2 separate regions of the Homo sapiens genome follow, and region 1 is linked to region 2. Evidence: read pairs that join two places in POLR2A ChIA-PET (ENCODE). Cell type or tissue: CD4-positive, alpha-beta T cell. All regions are shown on one strand. Links, peaks and the distances in the headings refer to the core of each region. The heading gives the core; the rest is flanking DNA. Region 1 overlaps FAM178B (family with sequence similarity 178 member B). Region 2 overlaps CNNM4 (cyclin and CBS domain divalent metal cation transport mediator 4).

The links. Peaks named below come from ENCODE experiments on the same cell type or tissue, not always from the same donor. Only the 100,000 strongest peaks of a DNase experiment are listed, where the experiment ranks them.
Region 1: POLR2A ChIA-PET joins it to region 2 with 5 read pairs; 4 of 35 experiments call an interaction of 5 or more read pairs at or near these places.

Annotation. Positions count from the first base shown.
Region 1 is chr2:96,891,575-96,907,373 of GRCh38, reverse strand. FAM178B (family with sequence similarity 178 member B) reads left to right here. Exons shown (of 17, transcript NM_001122646.3): 13 at 4,667-4,754; 14 at 13,323-13,448. Among named protein-coding and RNA genes, the nearest start is that of SEMA4C, 29 kb to the right of the region's middle. RefSeq lists enhancers at 107-702, 3,187-3,686 and a silencer at 8,497-8,641. In CD4-positive, alpha-beta T cell, for the core only: no CTCF peak of the experiment used is centred there; a DNase peak (open chromatin) is centred at 11,513.
Region 2 is chr2:96,766,686-96,782,484 of GRCh38, reverse strand. The region is part of intron 1 of CNNM4 (cyclin and CBS domain divalent metal cation transport mediator 4); the gene reads right to left. Among named protein-coding and RNA genes, the nearest start is that of CNNM4, 14 kb to the right of the region's middle. RefSeq lists enhancers at 8,380-8,439, 9,160-9,289, 12,114-13,048. In CD4-positive, alpha-beta T cell, for the core only: no CTCF peak of the experiment used is centred there; a DNase peak (open chromatin) is centred at 8,334; H3K4me3 peaks cover 1,704 bases; H3K27ac peaks cover 1,067 bases.

The DNA.
Region 1 (15,799 bases), core at 3,912-11,911, 130 kb before region 2:
CAGCCCCTCTGCTTGTGCCCTGCACAGTCTGGGTGGTGGTGGGGTGAGGCTTTTCTTTTTCTTCTCCATGGAATAAGTTCTCAGTCTGTAAAATAAAAAAATGGTCTCGCCCCGCCCCCTGCCCCCTCCTTGCTGTGTCCCAGTGGGAACTAAGAATGCAGGACGGGGTTTAAAAGGCGGGGAGGGCCATCAGGATGAAAGGCAGTGGGCAGGCGGGGACAGCAAGGGGGCTCGCCACTCACATGTGGGTTTCTTTTCATCCATGCACCCTCTTGGTGCTTCTTGTGGTGCTTTTCTTCATTTCTGGATAACAGCCCCATCCTGACCCACCCTGCCCGCCTCTTCCCTTCTGGAACCACCCCTGGCACTGCTTTGCCGGCCTGCCTGCTCCCCTCACCCCCGGGCCGGGCAGGCCCTCCTCGCCCGCTGTGAGTAAACGAGTAAACGAGCTCCCGCGCAGGCCTCAAGTTTTGGATTAATGAAGCCCAGATGCAGACTTCTGACTGGCTTTGAGTTCACTGTGGAGCAGCTCAGAGGGGCCATTGACCTCCCACTGTGTTCCCGGCCCAGCTGCTGCTGGGGCTCCCAAACAGCTGGAAAGCTGGCCCTGTCTGACAGGGAGGCGAAGGCCTGTGCGTGGGGGAGAACCTGAAGCTTGGGGCTCTGGGTGTGGGGCCACGGGGTGGCCTGCACCCACGGGGGTCTGTTGTAGGGGCCGTAGAGAGGGGATAAGGGGCTTCTGTTAGTTATCCCATGGTTCAGTCCGGGTGGGCGCTGCCTTTCCTCAGTGCTCAGTGTGGGGGAAGTGGGAAGTGTTGAGTGAGTACACAGTGGTGCTGCACAGGAGGGGGTTGAGGCTGAAGGGGCCCAGGGTCAGGGCACCCCCACGATGGTTCACATCAGGCCTTCACAGTCAGGCATGGAGGGGAATGGTTGGTCCCTCTCAGGGTTGCTAGACACGATGCACATATCACATGGGATAAACTTATGCCAGAAAAATTATTTTCGGTCGGGCTTGGTGGTACATGCCTGTGATCCCAGCTACTTGGGAGGCTGAGGCAGGAGAATCGCTTGAACCCAGGAGGCGGAGCTTGCAGTGAGCTGAGATGCCGCCACTGCACTCCAGCCTGGGAAACAGAGCAAGACTCCTGCTCAAAAAAAAAAAAAAAGAAAGAAAAAGAAAAAGTATTGGCTGGGCGCGGTGGCTCACACCAGTAATCCCAGCACTTTGGGAGGCTGAGGTGGGCAGAACACTCAGGCGGATCACCTGAGGTAGGGAGTTCAAGACCAGCCTGACCAACATGGAGAAACCCCGTCTCTACTAAAAATAAAAAAATTAGCTGGGCGTGGTAGCACATGCCTGAATCCCAGCTACTCCGGAGGCTGAGGCAGGAGAATCGCTTGAACCGAGGAGGCAGAGGTTGCGGTGAGCCGATATCGCACCATTGCATGCCAGTCTGGGCAACAAGAGAGAAACTCCATCTCAAAAAAAAAAAAAAAAAAAAAAAAAAAATATATATATATATATATATATATATATATATATATATATATACACACATATATGTATATTTTTGTGTATATATATTTTGTATTTTTAGTAGAGACGAGTTTTCTCCATGTTGGTCAGGCTGGTCTTGAACTCCCAACCTCAGGTGATCCGCCCACCTCGGCTTCCCAAAGTGCTGGGATTACAGGCATGAGCCACCGCACCCGACTTAACTGGGCATCTTATATTTTAATCTGCTAAATCTAGCAATCCTATCTCCCTTCCAGCTGAACTTTTTTTTTCTTTTTCTTTTTCTTTTTTTTTTTTTGAGATGGAGTCTCGCTCTGTCGCCCAGGCTTGAGTACAGTGGTGTGATCTCTGCTCACTGCAACCTCTGCCTCCCGGGTTCAAGCAATTCCCTGCCTCAGCCTCCCGAGTAGCTAGGATTACAGGTGTGTGCCACCACGCCCAGCTAATTTTTGTATTTTTAGTAGAGATGGGGTTTCAGCATGTTGGCCCAGCTGGTCTTGAATTCCTGACCTCAAATGATCCACCCGCTTCAGCCTCCCAAAGTGTTGGGATTACAGGCGTGAGCTACTGTGCCTGGCCTGAATTTTTTTCTTAATTGTTTTATTGAACTACAATATACAAACAATAGAGCAAAGACAGTTAAGTGTATGGCTCAGTGCATTTTCACAAGTCCAATGCACGTGAAGCCAGCACCCAGGTCAAGAAATGAAACATGATCAGAACCTGCCCCCCACCCCCACCCCAGGGTCATGAGTATCCAGACTTCCAACAGCTGAAGTTTGCCATTTGCATTTTTTTTTTAAGAGTTGGGGTTGCCTGTAATCCCAGCACTATGGGAGGCTGAGGTGGGTAGATCATGAGGTCAGGAGTTCAAGACCAGCCTGGCCAAGATGTTGAAACCTGTCTCTACTGAAAATATAAAAATTAGCTGGGCGTAATGGCAGGCGCCTGTAATCCCAGCTACTTGGGAGGCTGAGGCAGGAGAATCGCTTAAACCCGGGCATAAAAGAGTTGGGGTCTTGCTGTGTTGCCCAAGGTAGCCACAAACTCCTAGGCTCAGGCAGTCCTCCCACCTCAACATCCTGAGTAGCAGGGACTGCAGGCGTGGAGTACTGTAGCTGGCATGCCCATGTTTGTACCTCATATAAATGAGACCCTGTTGGCTGGGCACAATGGCTCATGCCTGTAATTCCAACACTTTGGGAGGCCAGGGCAGTTGGATCACCTGAGGTCAGGAGTTTGAGACCAGCCTGGCTGACATGGTGAAACCCCGTCTCTGCTAAAAATACAAAAAAAAAAAAAAAAAAAAAAAATAGCCAGGCATGGTGGCGCGTGCGTGACTGTAGTCCCAGCTACTTGGGAGACTGAGGTAGGAGAAATGCTTGAACCCGGGAGGCAGAGGTTACAGTGAGCCGAGATCATGCCATTGCACTCCAGCCTGGGTGACAGAACGAGACTCTGTCTCAAACAAAACAAAACAAAAAATGAGACCATGCAGATACATTTTTTGTGTCTGGCTGCTTTCCTACCACACTGGAGGTCGTTCATGTTGTTGGAGGTACTTGTGGTTCATTCATAATCACAACACCCCCCCGTAGGACTGAGCTGTATGGATACAGCCTGATCTGTCTGTCCACTGTGCTGTTGCTGCTGCTGCTGCTGCTGTGCAAACCTTCTAGTGCCTCTCCTTTTTTTGCAACTTTGTACCTAGGAGTAGGATTGCTGGGCATGGGGTGGGCATCTACACATCTTTAGTAGATCTTGCCAGTTTTGGGCAGTGGCGCACCCATCAATATCCTGCCAGCTGTGTGTGAGTGCCCATAACCCTGCGCCCCCACCAGCACCTGGCATGGCCCCAGCTCGTGTTGGCTCTTCTGGGGTGCGGTGCTGCTGCTGCTTGTTCTGCTTTTTGAAAAATCCAAGAGTCCGCTGCTTTGTCGAGTCCTCTGACTTTCTTGACTCTTTCCTAAGAAAATCTAAAAGTGCCCCAGGATTTTAGACCCTAGATTAATGCCTCTGTGATCCCAGCCTCACCGGAGCTTTGAGGAAGCCATTCCTGCCTCAGTTCCCGTTCACCCAGGGAGCCTCTCTGCATGCAAGGCTGGGGTGAGAGGTCCAGGGGCCAGGGGTTCCAGGCACAGCTGTCTCTGGGCATTCTCAGGGCTCTGTTTCAGCCTCTTTGCCTCCCTGTGGCTTCCTCTTCCTGATTCTCCCTCCAGGAGGCAGGATGGCCACCAGTGGCTGTAGTGGCGGCCCTGCTGGAAAGGCCTGCATGCCTGCACTTTGCTGATAGTTCAGCCACAGCCCGAGGCCACCTCTCAGTGACTGGGTCAGGTGCCTGTCCTGGGAGCCTGGCAGGAGATGGATTTCCCAAAGGAAAGCCCAGTGGATACTGGGTGAAAAGAAAACCATGAAGTTTGGCCTGCTGAGGCCAAGTCAGTCCCCCAGCCTCCCCCACCCTGCAGAGGTGGAGCCACAAAGGAAAGAAGAGGCAGAGGCGTATTGAAAAGCAGTTCAGCCGGGCGCGGTGGCTCACGCCTGTAATCCCAGCACTTTGGGAGGCTGAAGCGAGCGGATCACGAGGTCAGGAGATCGAGACTATCCTGGCTAACATGGTGAAACCCTGTCTCTACTAAAAATACAAAAAATCAGCCGTGCATGGTGGCGGGCGCCTGTAGTCCCAGCTACTCAGGAGGCTGAGGCAGGAGAATGGTGTGAACCCGGGAGGCGGAGCTTGCAGTGAGCCGAGATTGTGCCACTGCACTCCAGCCTGGGCGACAGAGCGAGACTCCGTCTCAAAAAAAATAAAATAAAATAAAATAAGCAGTTCAGTGCTGCTGCCTCTATGGATCCATGGATATGTATCGGCAGAGGGGATAAAAAACTAAGAAAAGCCCAGCTCTGTGGGCCTCTGAAATTACCAGGGACTTGAGTTTTTGTGTGGATTTATTATTTAATTTTCTGATCATGAGAGTTTCATTCCTCCTAGAATACATAATGCTGTAAGCCAATGGAGAAAGCCCTTTGCTGGGGTACCCCAGATGGAGGGTGGCTCCCCCAAAGTCCCCTCTCCATGGGTATCCTGCCCCCTGCTCGGGCTCCCCGACTTCCAGCACACCCTCTCTCAGGCTGTCGCTTTTCCCCCAGGCGGCTTCGAAGCCAGCTCAGCCTTGTGGTCATTGCTCGAATGCTGGGCCAGCAGGAGATGCTCCCTCTCTGGCAAGAGAAGACCCAGGTGAGTGTTTGCTTCAGGCCTGGGCAGGAAGGCCATGGCCTGCGGGCTCTGGAGGCTTTCCCCAAAGGCCAGGAACATCAGGCCCCAGAGCTAAGCTGGCTCTGAACTCTCTACTCATGTTCTTTCATCAAGAATTACCGCTTGCATGCCAGCCATGTGCTAGGCGCTGAGGACAGAGCAGTGAGCTGAGAGCCTGTCTTTTTAAAAAATTGTAGTTGCTGGGCACGGTGGCTCACGCCTGTAATCCCAGCACTTTGGGAGGCTGAGGCGGGCAGATCATGAGGTCAGGAGATCAAGACCATCCTGGCTAACACGGTGAAACCCGTCTCCACTAAAAATACAAAAAATTAGCCAGGTGTGGTGGCGGGTGCCTGTAGTCCCAGCTACTCGGGAGGCTGAGGCAGGAGAATGGCGTGAACCTGGGAGGTGGAGCTTGCAGTGAGCCAAGATCGCGCCACTGCACTCCAGCCTGGGCGACAGAGCGAGACTCCATCTCAAAAAAAAAAAAAATTGTAGTAAAAGCTGGGTGTGGTAGCTCACACCTATAATCCCAGCACTTTGGGAGGCTGAGGTGGGCGGGATCGCCTGAGATCAGGAGTTTGAGACCAGCCTGGCCAATGTGGTGAAACCCTTGTCTCTACTAAAAATACAAAAACTAGCTGGGCATGGTGGCGGGCACCTGTAATCTCAGCTACTTGGGAGGTTGAGGCAGAGAATTTCTTGAACCCAGGAGGCAGAGGTTGCAGTGAGCATTTAATTCAAATAAATGAATTAAATTCATTTATTTAATTTTTTTGTAATCATCTTAACCATTCTTAAGCATAGTGTTTCAGCCATTTCTAAGTGTACAATTCAGGGACCTTAAGTTCATTCACAGTGTTGTGCAGCCATCACCACCATCCATCTCCATAACTCTTTCAACTTCCCAAACTGAAACTCCACACTCATTAAACACAACCCCCCAACAGTGCCCACAGCCCATTTTTTTGTTGTTGTTTATTTTTTATAGTAAAGCATAAAAACAAATACTGTTTGTAAAGATGAAAACAAATACTATTAAATTAAAACTACTCCCTCTGGTGTCCCCTCAGTCCCCAGGGTTAGGTATTGTTGGGGCAGCAAGGGCATTAAGAGGTCGGCCTTCTGAGCCGGGCGTGGTGGCTCACGCCTGTAATCCCAGCACTTTGGGAGGCCGAGGTGGGCGGATCACTTGAGGTCAGGAGTTCGAGACCAGCCCGACCAACATGGTGAAACCCCGTCTCTACTAAAAAAACAAAAAATTAGCCGGGCATGCTGGCAGGCGCCTGTAATCCCAGCTACTCGGGAGACTGAGACAGGAGAATTGCTTGAACCTGGGAGGCGGAGGTTGCAGTGAGCCGAGATCGCGCCACTGCACTCCAGCCTGGGCGACAGGGCAAGACTCTAAAAAAAAAAAAAAAAAAAGAAAAAAGAATTCAGCCTTCCTGTCCTGTTCCTCTTCTCTCCAAAAAGCTCTGACTGCAGGCTCCTGGCAGCTCAGAGGACGTCACTTCACGGGGTGATGAAGGGGTCACTGGCAGCCCAAGGATGGATGGAAGGGAGGTTGAGCGCGCCCGCACCTCCGCAGTAATCTTCCTGGAATCCTGGGAGAAGAGCTGCTGGGTACAACTGACCCTTCCAGCTCAGCTACACTAGGGGTGCTCTGGCTAGAGGCTGTGCATCTCTAGCCACTGAGGCAGCATAACCCCTTGCCCAGAGGGCTGAGACAATGTTCCAGCACATCCCTGGGTGAGGTGGACCATATGTCTGAGTCCCAGGTGCTGTGACTGCAAGGAGGGAGTTCAGAGAGGTGACCGGTGGGGTTGGGTTGTCTGAGCGGCTTCGGCCTGGCTTTTGCCTCAGATGCCTCCTTTGCCTTGAATGCTTCCCCCAGGCCTTAGTAGAACTGGAGCTTCTTGTCATTCCCACTCCAGCCAAAATGTCACCTCTGCAAGGGGCCTTCCTGACCACCCAATCCAGAGTGCCCCAGCACTGGCTGTCATCTTGTCCTAAGTCACTCCTGGTGGCCACCCCCTGATCTTTTCCTATTTGTTTGCTCAGCATCTGTGTTTTCCATCCCCTACCCCCAAGCAGAAAATAAGCCCCTGAAGAACAGGGAACACGTAGTTTCTGGCCCCTGCTGCCCCTCGGCACCTGGCGGTGCCTGGCACACCCCGGGAAGGCAGTGCACGCTTGTGGAAGGGACAGGCACCCAGGTGGGTCGTCGGGGTGCATGGGGAGAACGTGCCCCAGCTGAGACCTTGGGAGGGGCAGTGAGGAGGTGACCGGTGCTGAGGTTACTTCATAGATGGTCTCTGTGAGGAAGGAAGAACAGAGGGACCCAGCGGTGTTGCTGGGAACAGCCAGCAGTTAGAGGCAGGGGGGAGCACAAGATGGGGTGCCTGGGAGGGCTCTGGGATGCAGGCTGACGGACAGGCCCAGCGCAGAGTGGAGGCCAGAGGGGGCGCGACACAGGTGGCCAGAGAGAGAGTTAGAGCCAGTTCAAGGCTTGGCATTTTGCTTCATTTTGTTTTTTCTTGGCCAGCAGCTGTGCATAGAGTGAGGAGAGCTTGGTGGGGCTGCCTTCCTGGTGGAGGTCAGAGTGGCAGAGGGGAAGTGTCATGGAGGAAGGGCTGGGTCGTTGGGCCCAGGAGTTGGAGGCTACAGCGAGCTATAATCACACCACCGCACTGCAGCCTGGGCAACAGAGCCAGACACCTTCTCTTAAAAAAAAAAAAAAAAAAAAAAAAGAGTGGGGAATGGGGGCGCGGGAGGCAGTGTCTCTGGCCTGTAATCTCAGCACTTTGAGAGGCTGAGGTGGGAAAATCATTTGAGCCCTGGAGTTCTTTACAAAAAGTAAAATAATTAGCTGGACATGGTGGCATGTGCCTCTAGTTCCAGCTACTTGGGGTGGGGATGCTGATGTGGGAAGATGGCTTAAGCTCTGGAGGTCAAGGCTGCAGTGAGCCATGACGGCTCCACTGCACTCCAGCCTGGGCGACAGAGCAAGACCCGCTTTTTTTTTTCTTTTTTTTTTAAAGTACATGGAGTGGCGCTGCCTCCCCTTGAGAGATCCTGGCCAGGCAGGTCTCCCAGGCTCCCCAGGGGCCAGGGTCTTGCAGCCTGTCAGGGCCAAGCCAGGTCCAGCCCACTTGCTGCATGCCCACCATGCACCCATGTGTTTATTAGACACTAGCTGAGCAACCTGAGTGCCAGGCTCTGTGCCAGGTACTGGCACTGGGGAGACAGCACCAGATGACCTCAGAAGAGAGGGGTGAGCAAGTCGGCCACGGCCATAGTGACTAACTCTGTCCAGGCACAGTGCGGCAGCTGCTAGAGAAGATGCCCTGAGCCAGGTCTTGGAGGCTGAGTCAGTGCTTGTACTGCAAAAAGGAGAAAGGGAGTGAGAGATTCATGGCGACTGGAGGGATAGGAAGGACTGGCAGGGGCCTGCCCATGGCCTTCCTGGAGCTCCTTCCCCATCTCCACTGCAAGCCCAGGGCTGCTCACAGCCTCCTCCCAGGTCTTCAGGCTGCCAGGCACTCCCCTTTCCAGTCTGGCCTGTCAGACCTTCCTGAAACACTCCTTCAAAGGGCCACCTCGTCCCCACAGCCACCCACTCAGCCCACATGCCCCTTTCCCAATGTCTCCTCCACGGGGCTTGCCAGTGCTGCATGTTCTCATCGGGCCTCCTCACAGGCCCTGCCTGCCCTCTGCACACAGCTTTTGCTGTGTCTGGGCCTCTTCTTCCTTTCCACCTGTCACCCCCGACCCGCAGTAGTGGCAGCTCCCATGTACAACAGCACAGCTGTGTCCTGGCTGCTGTCCTCAGTGCTCGCCCCTCCTAGCAGCCCAAGGCCCTCAGACTTACTGTCATCCATATTTTACAGATAGGGGAACTTTCCAGGGTCACCCAACAGGGAAGTGGTACAGCCGGGATTATTTTATTTTTGAGGCAGGGTCTCACTTTCCCAGGCTGGAGTGCAGTGGTGTGATCACGACTCACTGCAGCCCCAACCTCCCTGGCTCAGGTGATCCTCCCACCTCAGCCTCCCGAGTAGCTGGGACTATGGGCGTGCACCACCACACCTGGCTAATTTTTGTATTTTTTTAGCGGCAGGGTTTCGCCATGTTGACAAGGGTGGTCACAAACTCCTGGGCTCAAGTGATCCTCTTGCCTTAGCCTCCCAAAGTGCTGAGATTACAGGCATAAGCCACTGTACCCCGCCTAGAGCTGAGATTAAAGTCCTGCCCTTGACCACTGCAGGGCACCGCCTTAGCCTGTCCAGCTCTCTCCTTGCCTCTGGACATCCTGGACCACACCCGCCACTTCATGGTGAAGTGCCCTGCTGGGTCCTTGGGCTTTAGTCCCGGTTCACAGACAGGAGGACAAGGGCCGTCCCTCCCTTTCCTCATCAGTGCACAAGTGCTGGAGAAATCCTATCAATCGATTCACTGTAAAAGGGGGCACAGGGGTTTAGAATTGACTGGTGTAGGAGCAGAGGACCTGGGGCTGGATCTGGGCACAGCAATTTGCAGGGCACTGCTGGGCAGGAGTCCCTGATGGCCAAGCTGCTGGGCTCTGTATCTCCCACAAGCTGCAGCGGAGGCCCCATGGAGCAGGAGCAGAAGCACACGTTGGAGAACTGAACTTGAAGGACAGGACTTACAGCATTGAGGTCACACAGGCAAGTGGAGGCTCAGTTAGCCAGAGCCTCAAGGCTACGGTGAGGGTTTTGACTTCTGCGCAGAAGTGGGGAGCCCCTGCAAGGATTTGGGCAGAGAAGAAACAAAATCTGATTTATACAACGTTTAAAAATTACTCTGCCTGCTGTGTTGAGAAGAGATTACTGGGAGTGGAGAGGAAGGAGGTGATTGCAGTAATCCTGGCAAGAGATGACAGTGGTTTGGCCTGGAGAAACAGCAGCGTGGGCGGTGAGAAGTGGTCAGGTTGTAGGTGCATTTCCCAAGTACAGACAGTGGGATGTGCGATGCAAGAGAACAGAGACAAGGACTCTAGGTCAGTGCAACAGGCGGGATGGAGACGCCCTTTGCCTACCCTAGGCAAGACGCAGCTGGAGCAGGTTTGGGGAGGAAATCAGGAGTTTGCTTCTTATCCTGGGGCACTTCTTGCAACACAGTAAACCTCTTGTCAAAGTGTGTCTTCCAGTTTGGGATTTGGAAAACGTGGGCTTCGGGTGGCTCAAATCGGGGATAAAGGTTTGCATCTACTCAGAAAATGTTAGCTGCAGTCTTGACTGTTCATTTATTCATTCAATCATTTGTTCATTTGACAGATACTTACTAGACATGTACCATGTGCCAGGCACGGTGCTAGGTTCTGGGGACTCTGCAGTGAAAAAACTGCCCTCAGAGAGTTTACATTCCAGGGAGTGGGGGGGAATAGGTGATAAAAAGCAAGTAAATTGCAAAGGGGCCAAGCGCTGTGGCTCACTCCTCTAATCCCAGCGCTTTGGGAGGCCAAGGTGGGTGGATCACTTGAGGTCAGGAGTTCGAGACCAGCCTGGCCAACATGGTGAAACCCTGTCTCTACTAAAAATACAAAAATTAGCTGGACGTGGTGGTGGCCGCCTGTAATCCCAGCTACTCGGGAGACTGAGGCAGGAGAATTGCTTGAGCCCAGGAGGTGGAGGTTGCAGAGAGCAGAGATTGTGCCACTGCACTCCAGCCTGGGGGACGGAGCAAGATTCTGTTTAGATAGATAGATAGGCAGACAGATGGGAACTTGGGCAGGTGGGCCTCACTGAGAAGGTGGGTGTGGAGCAACGGCTGGAAGGAAGAGAGAGGCAGGTGCTGTCTGGTCAGAAGGCCCAGGCAGGGCACCAGCTCCAGGAAGCAGCAGGCAGGTCGTTGGGTCTTTGCAGACACTTAAGATCTTGGCTTCCTGTCCTAGGTGAGGAGGAAGCCAGGATTTGCACCCAGGAGCAACATGCTGTGTGGCCAGTTGCTTCTCTGGAAATCAGCCTCCACCACCTCTTCCCTGCCTCTGAGAAGGCTGGTGGAGGCCTGTCTTCCTGAGGGATCATTGCTTCTCGCCCTAGGTGTCTGCCCTAAGCGGCCGAGTGTTTGTAGAGCCAGCTGCCAGCAGTGATGTCGGTGTAGGGAGAGTTCTGGTCTGGCCCATCCCCGCTGGTTCCTGCAAGGCCCAAACAACCCCTTATCCTGGAGAGGGGTTTGTGTGTGGGGGAGAGGCTGGCTGGAGCATCCAGAGATGGAAACAAAAGGGAATAAACAATCGGAAGGCACAACGGCACAGGCAGATCGCAGGGGCAGCAGCTTGCTGCACTGAGCACAGCCAAGCTGTTTTCATGAGTGAGAGGAAAAACACAAGAGCAAGCATCGCAAGAGTGCTGTCCTGTGCGCCCCTGCCCAGCCCCACCCAGGCCTCCCGTAGCAGGGAGGGTCCCGGCTGGGCGAGGCCTGCCCAAAGGCCACGCTGGGGGTGTGGGCTGCAGAGCCTGACCCTATGCTTGCACAGCTGTGAGCCCTGAGTGGGCAGAACTGTTCTGGAAACTATCTTGACTTGTGAAGCCTGAGGAAGGTGGCACAGCCATGGTTTGGGTGAAGCCCCAGATGGTGCCTCCCTTCGCCCAGAACCTTCCTCCCCCCTCCCAAAAGGATCAGAAACTAGGCTGAGAAGCCCTGGCCGCCTCCCAGAAGCTGAGGCCCTGGGCCTGACTCCTAGCCCCCAGCCCAGCTGCTCTTGTGGGCTGTCTCAGCCCATAACCGGCTGATGTGCTGAGCAGGTGGTAGGTGAGTCACCGGAGGAAGCCAGGTGTGCCAGCCAGGCTAAGCTCAAGAGGGGGGCTGGGCTGCAGGGCTCAAGCCCCTAGCCCATGGCCACCCTGCTTCTGTGCCATCTAAAGAGATGGTGCTTTTGTGAACTACCCTGGATCTGCTCCCACTTACTCCCCGCCCTGCCCCCAGGGCTGCTGTGGCCTCACAGAGGCCAAGGGCTGGGAGCCTGCCTGCCTCTGCCCCAGCCAAGAGTTAGCTTCAGGGCAGCTGGGCAGTCCTTGCTGGGGCTGGGCCCAGGCTACCCGAATCAAGTGCATGCACTGGGCCAGAAGGAGCGGCTAACTGTAGACACCTGGACTTACGCAGGTCACATTCCCTCCAGAGGGGTTCAGAGAGGTTGGGCAGTTTATTCAAAAACTAAATGGGGGCTGGGGCGGCTAATAGCTTAGGTGCCATAGTCAGCCAAAAGCAGTGTGTGGGCCTTGTGTTGAATCTCCCTTCAAACAGACCAACTGTTGGAGGACATTTTAGAGACAGAGAAAACTGAACACAGGTGTTGGATGATGATAAGGAAGTCTCGTTGATTCTGTTAGGAAAGAAATGGTATTATGATTAGATTGGGGGGAAATCCTTATCTTTTCTGTAGAAGCTCTTTATGGGTAAAACGATACGATGTATTTGCTTTAAAATCCCCTGGAAGGAAAAGAGCGGGAAGGGGAGTGGAAGGCAGGGGCTGAAGACACAGGCCAGGCGGAATGAAGATGATGGTGGTCTTGCTCATGGTGATGGACTGTTGGGGACTTAGTCCATGGTCTCTCTTCATGGTGTTCCAAACCTCCACAGAGAAGAGTTAAACCAAAAGAGAGGGATGCAAGGGAGGGTGGGCCCACAGATGCAGAGCGGCAGTGCAGGGGGTGGGGATGGGTGTGGGTGAGTGTGGGTGAGGGTCTGTGGGGGGGATGACTGGGTGGGTGTGGGTGGGGGTCTGTGTGGGGGGATGAGTGGGTGGGGGTGTATAGGGGGTCTGTGTATGTGGGTGAGTGTGTGTGTGAGTGGGCGTGGGTGGGGATCTATGGGTAGGGGGTCTGTGGGGGGGGTGAGTGGGTGTGTATGTAGGTCTGTGTATGTCAGTGAGTGGGTAGGTAGATGGGGGTGGGGGTGTGTGGGGGTCTGTAGGGGGGTGTGGGTGGGGATCTGTGGGTGGGGGGTCTGTGGGGGGGTGAGTGGGTGTGTATGTAGGTCTGTATGTGGGTGAGTGGGTAGGTGGATGTGGGTGGGGGTGTGTGGGGGTCTGGGGATATGAGTGGGTATGTGTGGGGGGGTCTGTGTGTATGTGGGTGGGTGGGTGAATGGGTGGGTGTGGATGTGGGGTCTGTGGAGGGGGTGAGTAGGTGTGGATGTGGGTCTGTGTGTACGTGGGTGAGTGGGTGGGGGGTGGGAGGCCTGGGTATGTGTGGGTGTGGGGAGGATGAGTGGGTGGGTGAGTGGGTGGGTGTCAGGTCTGTGGGGGGAAGAGTGTGTGTGGGTCTGTGTGTGTGTGGGTGGGGCGTGGGGGAGCTGGGTATGTTTGGGTACCCCTCCTCTCCTGGGAAGTATGTGTGATCCATTTTACAGATGAGAACACTCAGGATCCGAGAGGCCACAGTTCATAAGGTAGAGGTGGGTCTGTGTCTCAGAAGCCAGTGCCCTAACACACTGCCACCAGCTGAGGTGTCCAGGCCGATTCCCGGGAGCACCCTGAGCTCTTGGCCACCACCCTCTGTGAGTGACAGCCTCCCTTCTCCTCCCCAGCTGTCCTCGCTCAGCCGGCTCCTGGGCCTCATGAGGCCATCATCTCTCAGGCAATACCTGGACTCTGTGCCCTTGCCACCCTGCCAGGAGCAACAGCCAAAGGCTAGTGCCGAGCTAGACCACAAGGTGAGTGAGCACCCAGCACCCGCCTGCCTCCACCACGGTGCCACCACCACAGGTAGCAGGGAAAGGCAGGGCTGTCCACATTGCATGGCCTGCGGGTCCTTCCAGAACCCCAGGGCCATGCCAGGGCAGAGACCAACAGGCTGCCTCCCTGTGTTGAGCAGAGGTGCTCAGCATCTCACCTGTAATTAGTGCTGTTACCCGTGCCGCAGGCGCTGGGGACGCCCTGTGCGCAGGTGTAGGGGCCAAATGTCTGCCTGTCCCTGCTTGTGTGCCTTTTGTTGATCTGGGGTTGTCAGCCTTACAGCATGGTTTAGGGAGGATGCAGGAGCTGGATGCCAGGGAGGGGATGGGAGCACATCAGGATAAGCGCAGGGTTGTCTCGACGTGCAGGGCATCCCTTCTTCTGTAGGCAGAGCTGGGCCCAGCCTCCCTGTTCATTTTCACTGTGGTTGTCACTGAGTCTGAGTCCTTGGCCTGTCCCCAGTTCTTCCTAATTGACTTTCCAGACATTGCCCAGCTTTCCTGAAAGCCAAGTTCTGGTGGGAGTCAGGAGCAACAAGGTGCCCCAGGGCCTGCAGGTTGTGGAGTTTGGAACAGTGAGGCCTATGAGTCCCTGGGTGAATGTCAGAGCAGGGATGTGGTGGGTGTGAGGGCTGCAGAGTGGGCATCCCGGGCTCAGCTTCCTGGGGAGCAGGGCTTAAACCTCGATGTACTCTGCTGCCCCTGGGGACTCGGGAATGAAGAATGGAGATAGGGATCGTTATAATTGGGGAAGATGGTAATTCCAGAAACTCACTCGGAGGCTGGATGTTGATACAGAAGTCCAACCTTTGGGCATCACTCTGCAAATCAGATAAATGAATTAATTACTTAATGAACACAAATGAACCATTAAAGAGATATGCTAATCCCCAGGTGCACGCTCCTCTTCTGGAACATGTGGGGAAGGTTGTCTTTCAGTTGTGCCTAATATTAGTGCGTTTATGAGGCTGCTGCCTCCCAGGAGAGCGTGAGCTGTCTGCATGCCCCTTCTCTTGTGCCAAGTATTTCCCCAGAAACTGGAGCTGGTTATGGGCTGGTTATGGGGCCTCTAGAGAGGAGGTGGGGGTCAGTCCTGGGGTGGTCTGTCTAAACAGAACTCAGGGAGGCCTGGGCAGGGAGCAAGGAACAAGAAGGCGAGTGGTGAGAGAGAGGAAAGAGTGTCACGTCTGGTCTGGCTAAGCGGAGAGTGTGGCCTGCAGGCACCTTGGGGGCCAGTCCTGGGCCTCACCTAGCAGAGGTGTGATTCCTGCCAGGCTCACTCTGGTACAGAGGCTATCCAGGTGGCAGAAGACATTCTTTCAACAGCTGGGGAAGAGGGACAGTGAGCAGGCTGAGGATGCCTTTTCTTTAGAGGACTATTCTCACACACCTAAAGGAGGTTTGAAAGCCTCCCCCTGGTTGGCCGCCATATTGGAAATGACCTGTTTGGCCTGAAAACATGGAGGCACCGTGCAGCTCGGCAGAGCCCCAAAGGGGTAGGGTGCACTGGTCCAGGGCAGTGGAGAGGCAGGCGAGTCCCAGGCAGCTCTCAGAAGCCTTCACTGCAGCCCGAGACCACCTTAGACCCCCTCTGCTGCGCTCCCCTACACCTCTGCCTCTGAGTGAGGGAGCCCCAGGCCAAGGAGGGTACATGGGCACAGAAGTGTGAAACAGGCCCCTGGGCTGGGTTCTGTCCCCTGGGCTGGGCACTGTTCTGACTGGGAGGGGCCAGGTGGGGCAGGTGACTGGGCTCCACTCCCACCCCGGCCGGATGACTCCTCATTAGGCCTCAGCATGTTTCATCTTCAAAGAGGTTAGATGGGCCACTCACCAGCCAAAAACAACAGCGGCGGCATCCACCCTGTTTTATAAGGAGTGGTGGTCTGAGCCGTGGCTGAGCCTTTCATCCCCAGAGCTCAAAGTCTTTGCCTTTTCGTTTCCCTTCAGTGCCATGGGGAAACTGAGGCCAGAGTAGGGTTGACCTGAGGCGGCCCAGCCTGGAGGAAATGCCTACTTTCCCAGCGTTGGGGCTGCTGAGCTGAGCCTCTGCCTTTTGACGCCTACCCATCCCCCAGGCCCTCTCACTCCTGTCTGGGAGATTTCCTGCCCTGTGCGGCTGGGTCACAGCCCTCCTCCAGCCCTGCAAATAAACACTTCTGCCCAGCTCCTTCCCCACCTCCTCTGGCTGCCTCAGGCCTTGGCCCAGCCTCTCCCTCTGGGAAGAGGCTGAGAGAGCTGCTGTTGGTGTCCAGGGCACAACTTTCTCTCCTCACTGATCCCTTGGCAAGTAAAGTTGTCCCTTTGCTTGCCCCCTGTCCAGCTAGACTGTG
Region 2 (15,799 bases), core at 4,976-12,975:
AACAGCGGGAAAACAATTATAGTCTCATCTGTCTCATGAGCATAAATGCCAAAATTCTTTTTTTTTTTTTTTTGAGACAATGTCTCACTCTGTCGCCCAGGCTAGAGTGCAATGGTGCAATCTCAGCTCACGGCAACCTCTGCCTGTCAGGCTCAAATGATCCTCCCACCTCAGCCTCCCAAGTAGCTGGGACTACAGGCTCATGCCACCACACTCAGCTAATTTTTTTATTTTCAGTAAAGACAGGGTCTTCTGGGCTCAAGCAATCCATTCGTCTCAGCCTCCCAAAGTGCTGGGATTACAGGCATGAGCCACCACGCCTGGCCGATGCCAAAATCCTAAATAAAGATATTGGCAAATCAAATACAGTGGTGTGTAAATAGAATAATGACACTAAGTTAGTTCTACTCCGGTTATACAATAAATTTGGGATTAGCATTAAAAAATCAATCAGTGTATTTCAGAATAAAGAAAATAGGTTATTCAATCATCTCAACAGATACAAAAAGAGCATTTGGCAAAATTCAACACCTATTCATCATAAAAATTCTTAGCAAACTAAGGGGAGAAGGGAATTTCCTTGATCTGGTAAAGGAAATCTACAAAAAACCCTACCAAAATCATACAAAATGATCAACTTTGAAAGCCTTCCCAGGAGTTCCAGAACAGCCTGGGCAACATGGTGAAGACTAAGCAGGTGATTACCCAGTTGGGCTTTGAATTGTCCTTCCTCCAGGGAAGGGAGGGGTCTAGAGATTGGGTTCAATCCTGTGGTGAATGACTTAAATCAAACATGTAATGAGGTCTGGATAAAAACTCTGGACCCCAAAGCTCACTGAGCTTCCTGGTTGGTGAATACATTAACATATCTAGACAGAGTGCCCTGACACCACAGGCAGAGGGCATGAAGCTCCTCTAGGACCGACAAAGCCTCATCCTATGTGTATCCCTCAAAATAAAACTATAATCAGGTGCGGGCATGGTGGCTCAAGCCTGTGATCTCAGCATTTTGGGAGGCCAAGGTAGAGGATCACTTAAGCCCAGGAGTTTGAGGCTGCAGTGAGCTATGATTGTGCCACTGCGCTCTAGCCTGGGCAACAGAACAAGACTCTGTCTCTTGGCTGGGCATGGTGGCTCAAGTCTGTAATCCCAGCACTTCAGGAGGCTGAGGCAGGTGGATCACCTGAGGTCAAGAGTTCGAGATCAGGCCGGGCACGGTGGCTCACGCCTGTAATCCCAGCACTTTGGGAGGCTGAGGCAGGTGGATCACGAGGTCAGGAGAGCGAGACCATCTTGGCTAACACAGTGAAACCCCGTCTCTACTAAAAAACACAAAAAATTAGCTGGGCATTGTGGCGGGTGCCTGTAGTCCCAGCTACTCGGGAGGCTGAGGCAGGAGAATGGCGTGAACCCGGGAGGCGGAGCTTGCAGTGAGCCGAGATTGTGCCACTGCATTCCAGCCTGGGCAACACAGTGAGACTCCATCTCAAAAAAAAAAAAAAAAAAAAAAAAGAGTTCGAGATCAGCCTGGCCAACATGGCGAAACCTCATTTCTACTAAAAATACAAAAAAAAAAAAATTAGCTGGGTGTGGTGGTACGCGCCTGTAGTCCCAGCTACTTGGGGAGGCTGAGGCAGAAGAATTGCTTGAACCCAGGAGGCAGAGGTTGCAGCGAGCCAAGATCGTGCCACTGGACTCCAGCCTGGGCAATAGAGGGAGACTCCATCTCAAAAAAACAAACAAACAAACAAATAAAAACAAACAAAAAAACCTGTCTCTTAAAAAAACAAAACAAACAAAACAAAAACCTGTAATCCTAAGTGTAGCACTGTCCTGAGTTCTGTGAGTTGTTCTAATGAATTACTGAACCTGAGGTCATGAGAACCCCCATACACAGAGTCTGTTGGTTAGCAGTGCACAAGTGAGGCCGGACATGGTGGCTCACGCCTGTAATCCCAGCAATTTGGGAGGCCAAGGCGGGAGGATCACTTGAAGTCAGGAGTTTGAGACCAGCCTGGACAACACGGTGAAGCCCGTCTCTAAAAAAGAAAAAAAAAAAAAAAAAGGGAGAGCAAGTGGGCAGTCTTGGGGAGGGCAGAAACCTTAAACCTGTGGAATCCAGTGATGCTAACTCCAGGCAGCTGGCGCCAGAACTAAACTACAGTACACCCCAGCTGGGGTGGAGATGGAACAACCTATAACAAACTTTGGAAAATCAAATTTTAGAGCCCTCATTTATGATCACCAAATAACTAGGAATATACTCAAGAAAAGATGTGTAAGATTTCCACACAAAAATATTTTTGAAAGAAACTAAGAGGACACAAATGAAAAGGTCATCGTGTTCACAGATTGGAAGATTCACTACTATAAAATGTCAAGTCTGGCCAGGCGCGGTGGCTCCTGCCTGTAACCCCAGCACTTTGGGAGGCCAAGACGGGCAGATTACAAGGTCAAGAGATCGAGACCATCCCAGCCAACATGGTGAAACCCCGTCTCTACTAAAATACAAAAATTAGCTGGGTGTGGTGGCACGTGCCTGTAGCCCCAGCTACTCAGGAGGCTGAGGCAGGAGAATTGCTTGAACCCAGGAGGCGGAGGTTGCAGTGAGCCGAGATCACACCACTGCACTCCGGCCTGGAGACAAAGTGAGACTCCGTCTAAAAAAAAAAAAAAAATGTCAAGTCTTTGAGTTGATCTGTAGATTCAGTGCAATTCCATAAAATTCCCAGGTAAAAAGCTAAGAATAGCTAAGACAATCTTGAAGAACAAAAGGCTTAACATTACCAGATATCAAAACTTATAAAGTTACTGCAATTATGCCAACATGGTTACTGGAGCAAAGAAAAAGAAACAGATCAATTAAATCTAAGAGTCCAGAGAGACCCACATGTGCACCACAGTCCAGTGAGAAAAGGGATCTTCTCAATACAAAGTCCTGGGTATCATATGGATTTTTTTTTTTTTTTTTTTTTTGAGACGAGGTCTTGCTCTGTCACCCAGGCTGGAGGGCAGTGGCACAATCTTAGCTCACTGCAACTTCTGCCTCCCAGGCTCAAACAACCCTCCCACCTCAGCCTCCCAAGTAGCTGGGATCAAAGGTGCATGCCACCACGCCCAGCTAATTTTTGTATTTTTGGTAGAGACAGGGTTTCACCATGTTGCCCAGGCTAGTCTCAAATTCCTGAGTTCAAGTGATTCCATACAGCTTTTAAAGAAAGAATATTGGCCAGGCGCGGTGGCTCACGCCTGTAATCCCAGCATTTTGGGAGGCCGAGGCGGGCGGATCACGAGCTCAGGAGATCGAGACCATCCTGGCTAACACGGTGAAACCCCGTCTCTACTGAAAAAATGCAAAAAATTAGCCGGGCATGGTGGCAGGCGCCTATAGTCCCATCTACTCAAGAGGCTGAGGCAGGAGAATGGCGTGAAGCCAGGAGGCAGAGCTTGCAGTGAGCCAAAATCGCGCCACTGCACTCCAGCCTGGGCAACAGAGCGAGACTCCATCTCAAAAAAATAAATAAATAAAATAAATAAATCACCCAGTCTCACAAACCAGACTTAGACAGTAGATAAGGTCACATACATATTAATTAGCTTGTTGTACACCACAAATATATATGGTTTTTGTCAATTAAATGCTTAAAATAAAAAAGCTATGTAAAGGCTAAAATCCGCAGAGTGGGAGAATGTATTTGCAATACATATGTCTGATAAAGGGTTCATAAAAATTAACTGGGACAAGTGGCATGCACCTATAGTCCCAGCTACTGAGGAGGCTGAGGCAGGAGGATTACTTGAGCCCAGGAGTTCAAGACCAGCCTGGGCAACATAGTGAGACCCTCATATAAAAAAAAATTTTTAAGGCAATCCTGCTTACAATAGCTACAAAAAAAAGATACATAGAAATAATTTTTTTTTTTTTTTTGAGACAGAGTCTTGCTCTGTCGCCCAGGCTGGAGTGCAGTGGTGCCATCTCGACTCACTGCAACCTCCACCTCCCGGGTTCAAGCAATTCTCTGTCTCAGACTCCGGAGTAGCTGGGATTACAGGTGCCCGCCACCATGCCCAGCTAATTTTTTTGTATTTTTAGTAGAGACAAGGTTTCACCATCTTGGCCAGGCTGGTCTTGAACTCCTGACCTTGTGATCTGCCTGCCTCGGCCTCCAAAAGTGCTGGGATTACAGGCGTGAGCCACTGCACCTGGCCCCTAGGAATAAATTTTTAAAGGGTCCAGATATACATAACTATATAAAGAATATATAGAATAAATAATATATAAATAACTCCTAAACATGGTTAAGAAAAAGGCAGAGAGGGTAAGGCACGGTGGCTCACACCTGTAATCCCAGCACTTTGGGAGGGCAAGGTGGGCAGATCACTTGAGTTCAAGAGTTCAAGACCAGCCTGGGCAACATGGTGAAACCCCACCTCTACAAAATATACAAAAATTAGCCAGTCATGGTAGCATGTGCCTGTGATCCCAGCTACTTGGCGGGCTGAGGTGGGAGGATTTCTTGAGCCCAGGAAGTCGAGGCTTCAGTGAGCCAAGATCGCACTACTGTGCTCCAGCCTGGGTGACAAAGCAAGATCCTGTTTCAGAAAAAAAAAAAAGGCAGAGAGTTCAAGACCAGCCAAGGCAACACAGGGAAAACCCTCTCTCTACAAAAAATACACAAAGTTGGCCAGGCGTGGTGGCTCACTCCTGTAATCCCAGCACTTTGGGAGGCCAAGGCAGGTGAATCACCTGAGGTCAGGAGTTCAAGACCAGCCTGGCCAACACAGTGAAACCCCATCTCTACCAAAAATATAAAAAATTAGCCGGGTGTGGTGGCACACGCTTGTAATCCTAGCTACTCAGGAGGCTAAGGCAGGAGAATCACTTGAACCCAGGAGGTGGAGGTTGCAGTGAGCCAAGATCGTGCCACTACACTCCAGACTGAGCAATAAAGCAAGACTCTGTCTCAAAGTAGCCAGGTGTGGTGGCGCACAGCTGTGGTCCCAGCTACTCAGGAGGTTGTAAAGTGGAATATATTGCTTGAGCCTGGGAAGTTGAAGCTATAGTGAGCCATGATTGCATCACTGCATCCAGCCTACGTGACAGAGAGACTGTATCTCAAAAAAGAAATAAAAAGGCAAGGCAAACCTCCTAGAAAACAGGCAACAGGCCGGGCGCAGTGGCTCACGCCTGTAATCCCAGCACTTTGGGAGGCCGAGGCGGGCAGATCACAAGATCAAGAGATTGAGACCATCCTGGCCAACGTGGTGAAACCCTGTTTCTACTAAAAATACAAACATTAGCTGGGTGTGGTGGCGCGCTCCTGTAGTCCCAGCTACTCGGGAGGCTGAGGCAGGAGAATTGCCTGAACCCAGGAGGCGGGGGTTGCAGTGAGCTGAGATTGCGCCATTACACTCCAGCCGGGGCAACAAGAGTGAGACTCCGTCTCAAAAACAAAAAAAAAAGAAAACAGTTAAGACACAAATAAAAAGAATAGTCAAATGGACAATAAGCATATAAAAATGTGCTCAATATCATAATTCACTAGGGAAATCTAAATTAAAACCACAATGAGGTGGGGCGCAGTGGCTCACGCCTGTAATCCCAGCACTTTGGGAGGCCAAGGCAAGGGGATCACAAGGTCAGGAGTTGGAGACCAGCCTGGCCAATATGGTGAAACCCCATCTCTACTAAAAATACAAAAAAATTAGCCTGGTATGGTGGCTCATGCCTGTAATCCCAGCTACTCAGGAGGCTAAGGCAGGAGAATTGCTTAAACCCATGAGGCAGAGGTTGCAGTGAGCCGAGATGCATCACCGCACTCCAGGCTGGGCGAGAGAGCGAGACTCCATCTCAAAACCACAATGAGGGGGATGAAAAGAGGTTTATTAATGGGTACAAATATACACTTAGAAGAAATAAGACCTGGTGCTCCATAGATCAGTAGGTGATAATGGTTAACATTAGTCAATTTTACATTTCAAAATAACTAGGAGAGAATAATTCAAATGTTCCAAGCATAAAGAACACATAACTATTCAAGGTGATGAATATCCCAATTACCCTGATTTGATTACATGAATCTATCAAATTATCACATGTACTGTGAAAATAGCTATTATGTATCAATAAAAGTAAATTAAAAAAAAACACAATGGCGGCCGGGTGCAGTGGCTCACGCCTGTAATCCCAGCACTTTCGGAGGCCGAGGCAGGTGGATCATGAGGTCAGGAGATCGAGACCATCCTGATCAACACGGTGAAAGCCCGTCTCTACTAAAATATAAAAAATTAGCCAGGCGTGGTGGTGTGCGGCCTGTGGTCCCAGCTACTTGGGAGGCTGAGGCGGAGGAATCACTTGAACCCGGGAGGTGGAGGTTGTGGTGAGCTGAGATCACGCCACTGCACTCCAGCCTGGGCAACAGAGCGAGACTCCACCTCAAAAAAAAAAAAAAAAAAACCACAATGGCACAGTGGCTCTGGCCTGTAATCCCAGCACTTTAGGAGGCCGAGGAGGGAAGATGGTTTGAGGCCAGGAGTTCGAGACCAGCCTGGACAACAATGCAAGACCACATTCTCTATACAAATTTAAAAATTAGCCAGGCGTGGTGGCCCACACCTGTGGTCCCAGCTACTTGGGAGGCTGAGGTGGGAGGACTGCTTGAGCCTGGGAGGTGGGGGCTGCAGTGAGCTGTGATCATGCTACTATACTCCAGCCTGGATGACAGAGAGACAAAACAAAAACAAAAACAAAACAAAAACAAAACACAGTGAGACACAACCATGCACACACCTTAATGGCAAACATTAAACACACATACACATACTTAACAATACCAGAGTTGGTAGGGATAGGAGTGAACACTGATACAAGCACTTTGTAAAACTCTCATCTCTACCATCCCTGTGCCTTAGCAATTCCGTTCCCGGGCATATTCCTAACAGAAATGCCTTCATACGTTCAGCAAGAGACATGCACAAGAGTGTTCTTAGCAGCATCATTTGTAATAGTCCCAAACTGCAAACAATGCAATGTCCATCAACAATATTACTGGTTATATAAGGGAATATTATGACAGCAACCAAAAGGAATGAATGACAGCTACACACAGCATGGATGAAGCTCAGACCCTTAACATTCAGCAGAAGCCAGACACAAAAGTGTGTATATATGATATGATTCACTTACAAAAGTTTATAAACAGAAAAACTTTGACCCACAATGACTGAGGGAGCAGGGCAGGGACTGGGAGGGTGCATGGGGTCAGGGGTGGGCTTCCAGGGTGTGGATAATGTGTTATTACTGGAGCTCAGTGGCAGTTAGGGGTGTTTGTTTTGTGAAAAGCTATCAGGCTGTACCCTTATGATTTATGCACTTTTCTCTATATTATGCATCAACAAAAAGTTTACCTAAAAAAAATCTAAAACTGACAGTACATTTTTTAGCATTTTTTAGCCTGAACTTACTGGAATCTCCCAATCTTCTGGCTTTTTTTTTTTTTTTTTTTTTTTTTTTTTTTTTTTTTTGAGATGGAGTCTCACTCTGTCTCCCAGGCTAGAGTGCAGTGGCATGATCTCTGCTCACTGCAACTTCCACCTCCTGGGTTCAAGCGAATCTCCTGCCTCAGCCTCCCAAGTAGCTGGGAGTACAGGCACACATCACACCCAGCTAATTTTTGTATTTTTAGTAGAGATGTGGTTTTGCCATGTTGGTCAGGCTGGTCTCGAACTCCTAACCTCAGGTGATCCACTCGCCCTGGCCTCTCAAAGTGCTGGGATTACAGGCGTGAGCCACTGCACCCAGCCTGCTCTCTTTCTTAACAGCTACAATCTCACTGCAAGGAGACACTGCATAGTGCTTCAGAGCATGGCTGCTAGGGCCACACAGCCTGAGGTTGCCACTTAGCTGTCATGTGACTGGGAAAGACTGTTGGCCTCTCTAAGCCTCAGTTTCCCATCTACAGCACTTGGAGGATTAAATAATTATTTCATAAATGTTAACCACTAACACAGGCACAGGCATTTCCCCTGTTCGTTCTTTTTTTTTAACTTTTTAATTTAAAAAAAATTTTTAAACACAGGGTCTCGCTCTGCCACCCAGGCTGAAGCGCAGTGGTGCAATCATAGCTCATGTAACCTCAAACTCCTGGCCTCCAAGTGACCAAAGATCTTTGTTGCGGAGGCAAGATGGGGCTCCAAGGGAACAGAGACTCACCTGGTGGCCTCTTCCCTCCCTCCCTGAGACACCTGGGAGGCAGCAGAGGACCAGTGAAGCTGAAATGAAAACACGTGACTGGCAAATAGAGCTGTGCTCCTTCCTTCCCCTGCCCCCTCCCACAGGGCAGCCCTCACATGACGCTCCTGCAGTCGGAACATGGATGCGCTGGCGGTCAGGACGGTGGGTTTAACTCTCCCCAATTTGGAAGGGGGGAAAACTAAGTAAATGAGGTGAATTTCCTCTTTCACTTTCATTTTTCTCCCTTGAGCTCTGCCTTCTGTTACCCTGACTATATACACTGGGGTTCAGATAAGATGGCATCTGAATTAGCATATAATTATATAGAGGGTTCTTTTGAGCTCAGTTTATTTATTTATTTATTTTTAATAAGCTTTCTATATTTAATTAACTTTTTTTTTTTTTTTTTTAGATGGAGTCTTACTCTGTCACCCAGGCTGGAGTGCAGTGGCATGATCTTGGCTCACTGCAACCTCCACCTCCTGGGTTCAAGCAATTCTCCAGTCTTAGCCTCCTGAGTAGGTGGGACTACAGGCACACGCCACCGCATCCAGCTAATTTTTGTACTTTTAGTAGAGACAGCATTTCACCATGTTGGCCAGGCTGGTCTCAAACTCCTGACCTCAGGTGGTCTGTCCACCTCGACCTCCCAAAGTGCTGGGATTACAGCCATGAGCCACCGCGCCTTGCCATTTCATTTAATTTTAAATTTTTGTGGGTACATGGTAGGTGTCAGTGTATTTATAATTCCAAAAATGACACCACCCTGAACAGCAGGGCAGCCTGCCAACGGAGACAGTGTATGAGAACTGCTGTGGCCACAGGTTGGCATCAGTGTCAACTGGGGCACCTTTGGATAATAGCAATAATAATTTTAAAAATAACTAATATTTACAGCATGATTACGCAGTGCCGGGCACAGGGCTCGGCACCTTGCACGCCTTACCTCACTTAGTCCTCACCATGAGGTCTGAGGGGGACACAGTCTTCAATGTGGATGACCAGATCACTAGCAGCTGAAGAGAAAGTCACTATTTTGAGCATTTCATGAAATAAATCACACTGTACAAGCATTTACTAATTTTTGAAACTGACTTCTAACTCTTGGGAAAGTTTCATGAGAAATAGGTTTCGGTTTAAGGCAGGACTCCTGGTGACAGTCCATGTATGCATAAATGTGGGCGTTTGCGAGCCTGTGTGTGCACATGGGGGGTTAGCAGGTGGGTGTGAACATGTGTGAGTGGCCCTGCCTGTGCATCTGGGAGGTAGGAGTGTGTGTGTGTGCAAGTGTGTGAGAGCACCTGCCTGTGCCTTTGTGGGGGGTATGAGTGTGTGTGTGCGTGCATGGGTGAGAGCGAGCCTGCCTGTGCCTTTGTGGGGAGTATGAGTGTGGGTGTGTGAGCATGGGTGGGAGTGAGCCTGCCTGTGCCTATGTGCGGGTATGAGTGTGTGTGTGTGTGCGCATGTGTGTGTGAGCGCCTGCCTGTGCCTATGTGGGGGTATGAGTGTGTGTGTGTGTGTGCACGCATGTGTGTGTGAGCGCCTGCCTGTGCCTATGTGGGGGTATGAGTGTGTGTGTGTGTGTGCACGCATGTGTGTGTGAGCGCCTGCCTGTGCCTATGTGGGGGTATGAGTGTGTGTGCGCATGTGTGAGTGAGCGCCTGCCTGTACCTATGTGGGGGTATGAGTGTGTATGTGTGTGCACGCATGTGTGTGTGAGTGCCTGCCTGTGCCTTTGTGGGGGGTATGAGTGTGTGTGTGCGTGCATGGGTGAGAGCGAGCCTGCCTGTGCCTATGTGGGGGTATGAGTGTGTGTGCGCATGTGTGTGTGAGCGCCTGCCTGTGCCTACGTGGGGGGCATGAGTGTGTGTGCGCACGTGTGTGTGAGCACCTGCCTGTGCCTATGTGAGGGGTATGAGTGTGTGTGCGCACGGGTGGGAGTAGAGCCTGCCTGTGCCTATGTGGGGGTATGAGTGTGTGTGCGCGCATGGGGTGTGTAAGCGCCTGCCTGTGCCTTTGTGGGGGTATGAGTGTGTGTGTGAGCATAGGTGGGAGTAAGCCTGCCTGTGCCTATGTGGGGTATGAGTGTGGGTGTGCACATGTGTGGGAGTGGCCCTACCTGGGGTAGGGGAGGGATCCTCCTTGCACTGAGGCTCCAGGCTGCCTCCTGGCCAGAGACCAGGCGTTCCAGAGAGCCTGGGAAACCAGTCCTGCAACAACCCTACCCCTTCACAGTAAATCAGCCCTGCAGCATGGAAGCAATTCTGATCGTAACCTCTGGGGAATGCTCCAGCAACACCAAGTTTAACCCCCAGCAAAACAAACTAGCAGCTGTACACCCAGCCTCTGGGCTCACCTTCCCGCAGAGGCGCACAGCACTGCCCAGCCCTTGTCCTGGTGCAGATTCTCTGAGAGACTCCGAAAGGATGATGGGGATAAGGATTTAATTTCTTATCAGCAGGGAATCTGAAGAACCCATCTAAACTGTGTTCCAAAAAGCAAGGATTTCTTTCTTTTTTCTTTCTTTTTTTTTTTTTTGAGATGGAGTGTGGCTCTGTCGCCCAGGCTGGAGTGCAGTGGCACGATCTTGGCTCACTGTAACCTCCACCTACCGGGTTCAAGCAATTCTCCTGCCTCAGCCTCCCAAGTAGTTGGGATTACAGGCATGCACCACCACGACCGGCTAAAATTTTTTGTATTTGTCTAAAAAGTAGAGACAGGGTTTCACCATGTTGGCCAGGCTGGTCTTGAACTCCTGACCTCAGGTGATCCACCCGCCTCGGCCTCCCAAAGTACTGGGATTATAGGTGTGAACCACTGCATCCAGCCATGCTGTTTGTTATAAGGTTTTTGTTTTGTTTTGTTTTTAATAGAGACAAGTTCCAGCAATGAGATGTATCTCTTTTATGGCTACGGAAAAATAATAAACACTAATAACAAAATAAAAAAAAAAAAAAAGAAAATCATCTAACAGTGGAATAAGCACAGAAGTAAGGAGTCCAGGCTCTAGCCTACGACATAAGCCAGGGGCCCTTTATGGAGCTTCTGACCCTCTCCACGACAGTACATTCTGGTGAGAGGAGAGGGGTAAGCGAGGCGCAGGGCAGGCGTGGCAGCAGACACAGGGGCTGAGAGCTGTAGTGCAGCAGGTTGGAGCAAATGGCAGCTACCGGCCAGACAGCTGCTTCCCACCCCCTCAGCCGAGGGCCAGCCGGGTACCTCTGGAAATTCTAGCACCTTCACACATCTCAGAGTCAGTTCTGCTAAGGAGTTCCAAGAATCCCTAAGACCACAGGAAGGCTTTGAGACAGCCTGTCCATCCCCCACGGGCTGGGGAGAAGGAACCAGGAGGCTCTGCGAAAATCAGTCACCAAGGCAGCGACAGAGGCCTGGCCCAGGCTGCCTTTCCATACACACTCTCCATGGCTGCGCGGCCTTTCAGGAGCCAGCGCTCAGTGCAGGACAACCATGCTGGCCCCTGCCCTCAAGGAGACTGGAGGCCTGTAGTAGCGACTCCTTCAGAGGGGCCAGGCTTCCTTCCCCTCAAAGATGTCCTTGCTGTTCAGTCAACCAGGTTCATGTGGGAGGGGTGCAGAGAGAAGGCACCCAGGGATCCGCACCGCCAAGTCCGTCTAGAAAAGGAGGGGAAGCAGCCCGGGAGGCCTGAGCCACACCCCCAAAGCTGCTGCGAAGGACGGTGAGGCTCACCTCTCAGCCTTCGGGTCTTGTCCAAGCTCTCCCAGGGCAACACGTACCAGAGTGGAAAACGCCATGTCTACCCGCCCTAGCAAATTCCGCTGAAATGTCTTCCCAGACTTTTACTTACGAGACAGGCCTCCCCTTCCCAAGGGCCCCCTGCTGATCCTGTAGGGCCATTCCCTGATGTTGTGCTCCTGTGTATTCACCCATTTTCAAGGTTAAACATCTGCTCGGTGCTTCCCGTCCTGACCAGAGGTGAGCAGAAAAACACTGGAGCGGGATTTCCTAGTTAAAAATACGAGACCTTTGAAAAGTAAACACCAGAATAACTAAGAACCTATCAGGGCCTCGATGCACAGCATTGCCTTCCATTGCACAAACAAGAGCTCTGAGAAGAGAACTGTCAAGTGAAGACACGTGAGTGTCCTCTCAGTGCTGGCTCCTCTTTGGGAACCCGCCCATAGGCTGCATGGGGCCAGCCAGGAAGGAGGTGCAGCTGCCCACTGGCTGGCACGCACCAGGCCCCTCCACGTGCTCATGTTCCCTTCCCACAGCACTGCACTAAAGGGAAAGTGAGAAGGAGCCTGGCCACAGCTCTGTCAGCTGTCCCTGCTGGGACCTCTGCCTGCACCCGGAGTATTAACCAGCTCCTGTCACTCTCAGATACACCTGCCCCCAGGCAGCTTCTTGAGATCAAATCACCATATTGAGGCTATTACCAGGCAGGGCTGACGGAGAACCGGTGCAAAGCTGCCTTCGGGCACCACTTGTCCGAGGCTGCTCTCGCTGGGCACCCCACAGCCTAAGGTCCCATCCCACAGTCTGTGCATGGTCTTCACCCCATCTGACCCTCCAAGGAGGCTCCCGAATAGCGTGCCCCCTTGGTTCTCTTCGTCTCCATCAAGGAGTCGCCTCAGCCTGGCTTTTACACACTGACACCCCCTGCACTGTCCTTTCCTCTCTCACACATTCTTTTTTTTTTTTTTTTTGAGACAGAGTCTCACTCTGTCACCCAGGCTGGAGTGCAATGGCGCGATCTCGGCTCACTGCAACCTCCGCCTCCCGATTCAAGCTATTCTCCTGCCTCAGCCTCCGCAGTAGCTGGGATTACAGGCACCCACCACCACGCCTAATTTTTGTATTTTTAGTAGAGACGGGGTTTCACCATGTTGGTCAGGCTGGTCTTGAACTCCTGACCTCAGGTGATCCACCTGCCTCAGCCTCCCAAAGTGCTGGGATTACAAAGCCACTGTGCCCAGCAGCTCTCCATTCTGCCTGCTCTTGGCCGACTCCTTTTTTATTGAGACGGAGTCTCGCTCTGTTGCCCAGGCTGGAGTGCAGTGGCGCGATCTCGGCTCACTGCAAGCTCCACCTCCCGGGTTCACACCATTCTCCTGCCTCAGCCTCCCGAGTAGCTGGGACTACAGGCGCCCACCACCACACCCAGCTAATTTTTTGTATTTTTAGTAGAGACAGGGTTTTACCGTGTTAGCCAGGATGGTCTCGATCTCCTGACCTCATGATCCGCCCGCCTCGGCCTCCCAAAGTGCTGGGATTACAGGCGTAAGCCACCGCACCCGGCCTCTTGGCTGACTCTTAAACCTTTTAGCGTTGTCCTGGCCTTGCTCCTCAGCCTCACGTGGGCATTTTCCCCTGCATGCCTGCCTAGATGTTACTGCACACTGGTGTGGTCCAGGGCCAGCAGCATGGGCATCATCTGAGAACCTGTCAGAAATGCAGACTCTCGGGCCACACCCAGACCCACTGAGTTCAAGTCTGCATTTCAACAAAATGTCCAGGCAGTCGAGTGTGAGAAGCTCCAGTGTAAACAATGCTGGGCACGGAGAAGGAGCTCAGCAACGGGTCACACCATTATTATGACCACCACTTACCTCCCTCTGCCCTCACTAAACTGTCTCTTCGTCCCCCTTTCCCGATTGCAGTTAAATGACATAATCAACCTGAATCCCAAGCTAGAAACCTCAGACTTTCACAACTACTTCCGGGCCCTGACTCCCAGATCTCCACAAGGATCAACGAGTCTAGTTACTCTCACTTCAGAAGCATCTCACAGGCCTGCCCTCCCTCAGCCCCACGGCACCCTATCTGTGAGCTCTGTGCAGCTAGGCGTTGTTCACGTGTCTCTCTCCTTGGTAGACTGTGAGTTCTGTGAACAGGGCAGTTTTATTCATCTCTGATTCCCAACAGCCTGCACAGTGTCTGACACAGAGGCTTCAAAACGGTCACTGTTGGTTGAACAAATGGATGAATAAGCAGGTGCGGATGGGAGGGTGGGGTGTGGAGGATAAGTTACTTAAGGTGTGTCAGATAAGAGGAACCAAAAGTGAATGCAAAAATCATGCAGTGTTTTTTCTCAACTTCATAAAGTTGTTGCGGGAATAAAATTAAGTCAGTGGGAAAATCTGACACAGCCTAGATGAAAATATGGGTGTTTTGTTGTTGTTGTTGTTTCGTTTTGTTTTGTTTTTTGAGACAGAGTCTTGCTCTATCGCCCAGGCTGGAGTGCAGTGGTGCAATCTCAGCTCACTGCAACCTCCGTTCAAGCGATTCTCCTGCCTCAGCCACCCCAGTAGCTGGGATTATAGGCATGTGCCATCATACCCAGCTAATTTTTGCATTTTTTTAGTAAAGATGGGGTTTTGCCATGTTGGCCAGGCTGGTCTCGAACTCCTAGCCTCAAGTGACCCACCCAAAGAGCTCCCAAAGTGCTAGGATTACAGGCGTGAGCCACAGCCAGGAGGATTTTTTTAATGAAAATATTTCTAGCTTTTCCCCACCAATTTATACTGCACTACCTTGCTGAGAGGAGGAGTAACAGGTCCAAGGCCACCTCACAGGTCAGTGACCAGGCTGGCTGGAGTTACACCCAGGTCTATACAGGGTCTAGGTGGTTATAAGGTGGGTGGGGAAAGATAAGGTGTTTAAAGATGAGCTAAGTACCTGGGAGGGAAGGAGTGTCCCAGAGGGTGAGGCACAGCTAGAAGCTGGAAGGTGGGCTGCAAGGGGGGTGCAGAGCTCTGCCCTCTTCCTTCATTACTTAGCTTCAGGGTCTGGGAGAGTGGTGAAGGCAAAACACAAACTGGGGCAGGAGGAGCTGGAGGTGGCTTTGTTCTGAGATTCCAAGGTGGACAAACCCACCCACAACACCCAGTACTGCAAACAGTTCCAGGCGAGGTTTAAGCGGAAGGGCCAAGGTTCAAATCACAGGAGACTCTCAGGCCTGAGGGCTTGTCTCACCAACTCGATGATCTTACTCCTGTGGTCCTGCATCACCTAGCATCACGTCTTGCACGCAGCATGGGGTTCCACAGATATCTGGCACTAACTGCCGTGAGCTGGGAGACAGAAGTGCTGCAAGGCTGTACCCCTGCCTTACTCCTAGGGACACTCGGCCCCTACCTCTGCATCGATGCCCCTAGCCCGTCTCTAAGTGTGTAGGAGCACATTCATGACTCATCTAATGAGGGAAGCTGTGTAAACCCCCAGTGGCCAAAGACCACTTACTGGTGGGGAAACTGAGGCACATGGAGAGGAACCATGCATCACACTCAAGGCCCCAAACTCTACTTCTCAGTCCCTGACATGTCATCCCAGGCACTCCTCCTGTCTGTCCTGTGTGGCTGGAACTCTGAACCCGGTAAGTGCACAACACCCATTTTTCTTTGCACTCATCAGCTCCTCAGAATTCTAACACTATTAAAATGGGAATGATCCTCTGCCAAAACAGACAGGTATTCATTCACTCACTTACTCACTCAGTGCCATGGATGGAGGCCTTACTATGTGCCAAGAGCCATTCTAGGGGCTAGAGATACATTGATGAGCAAAACAAAGAGACCTGCCCTT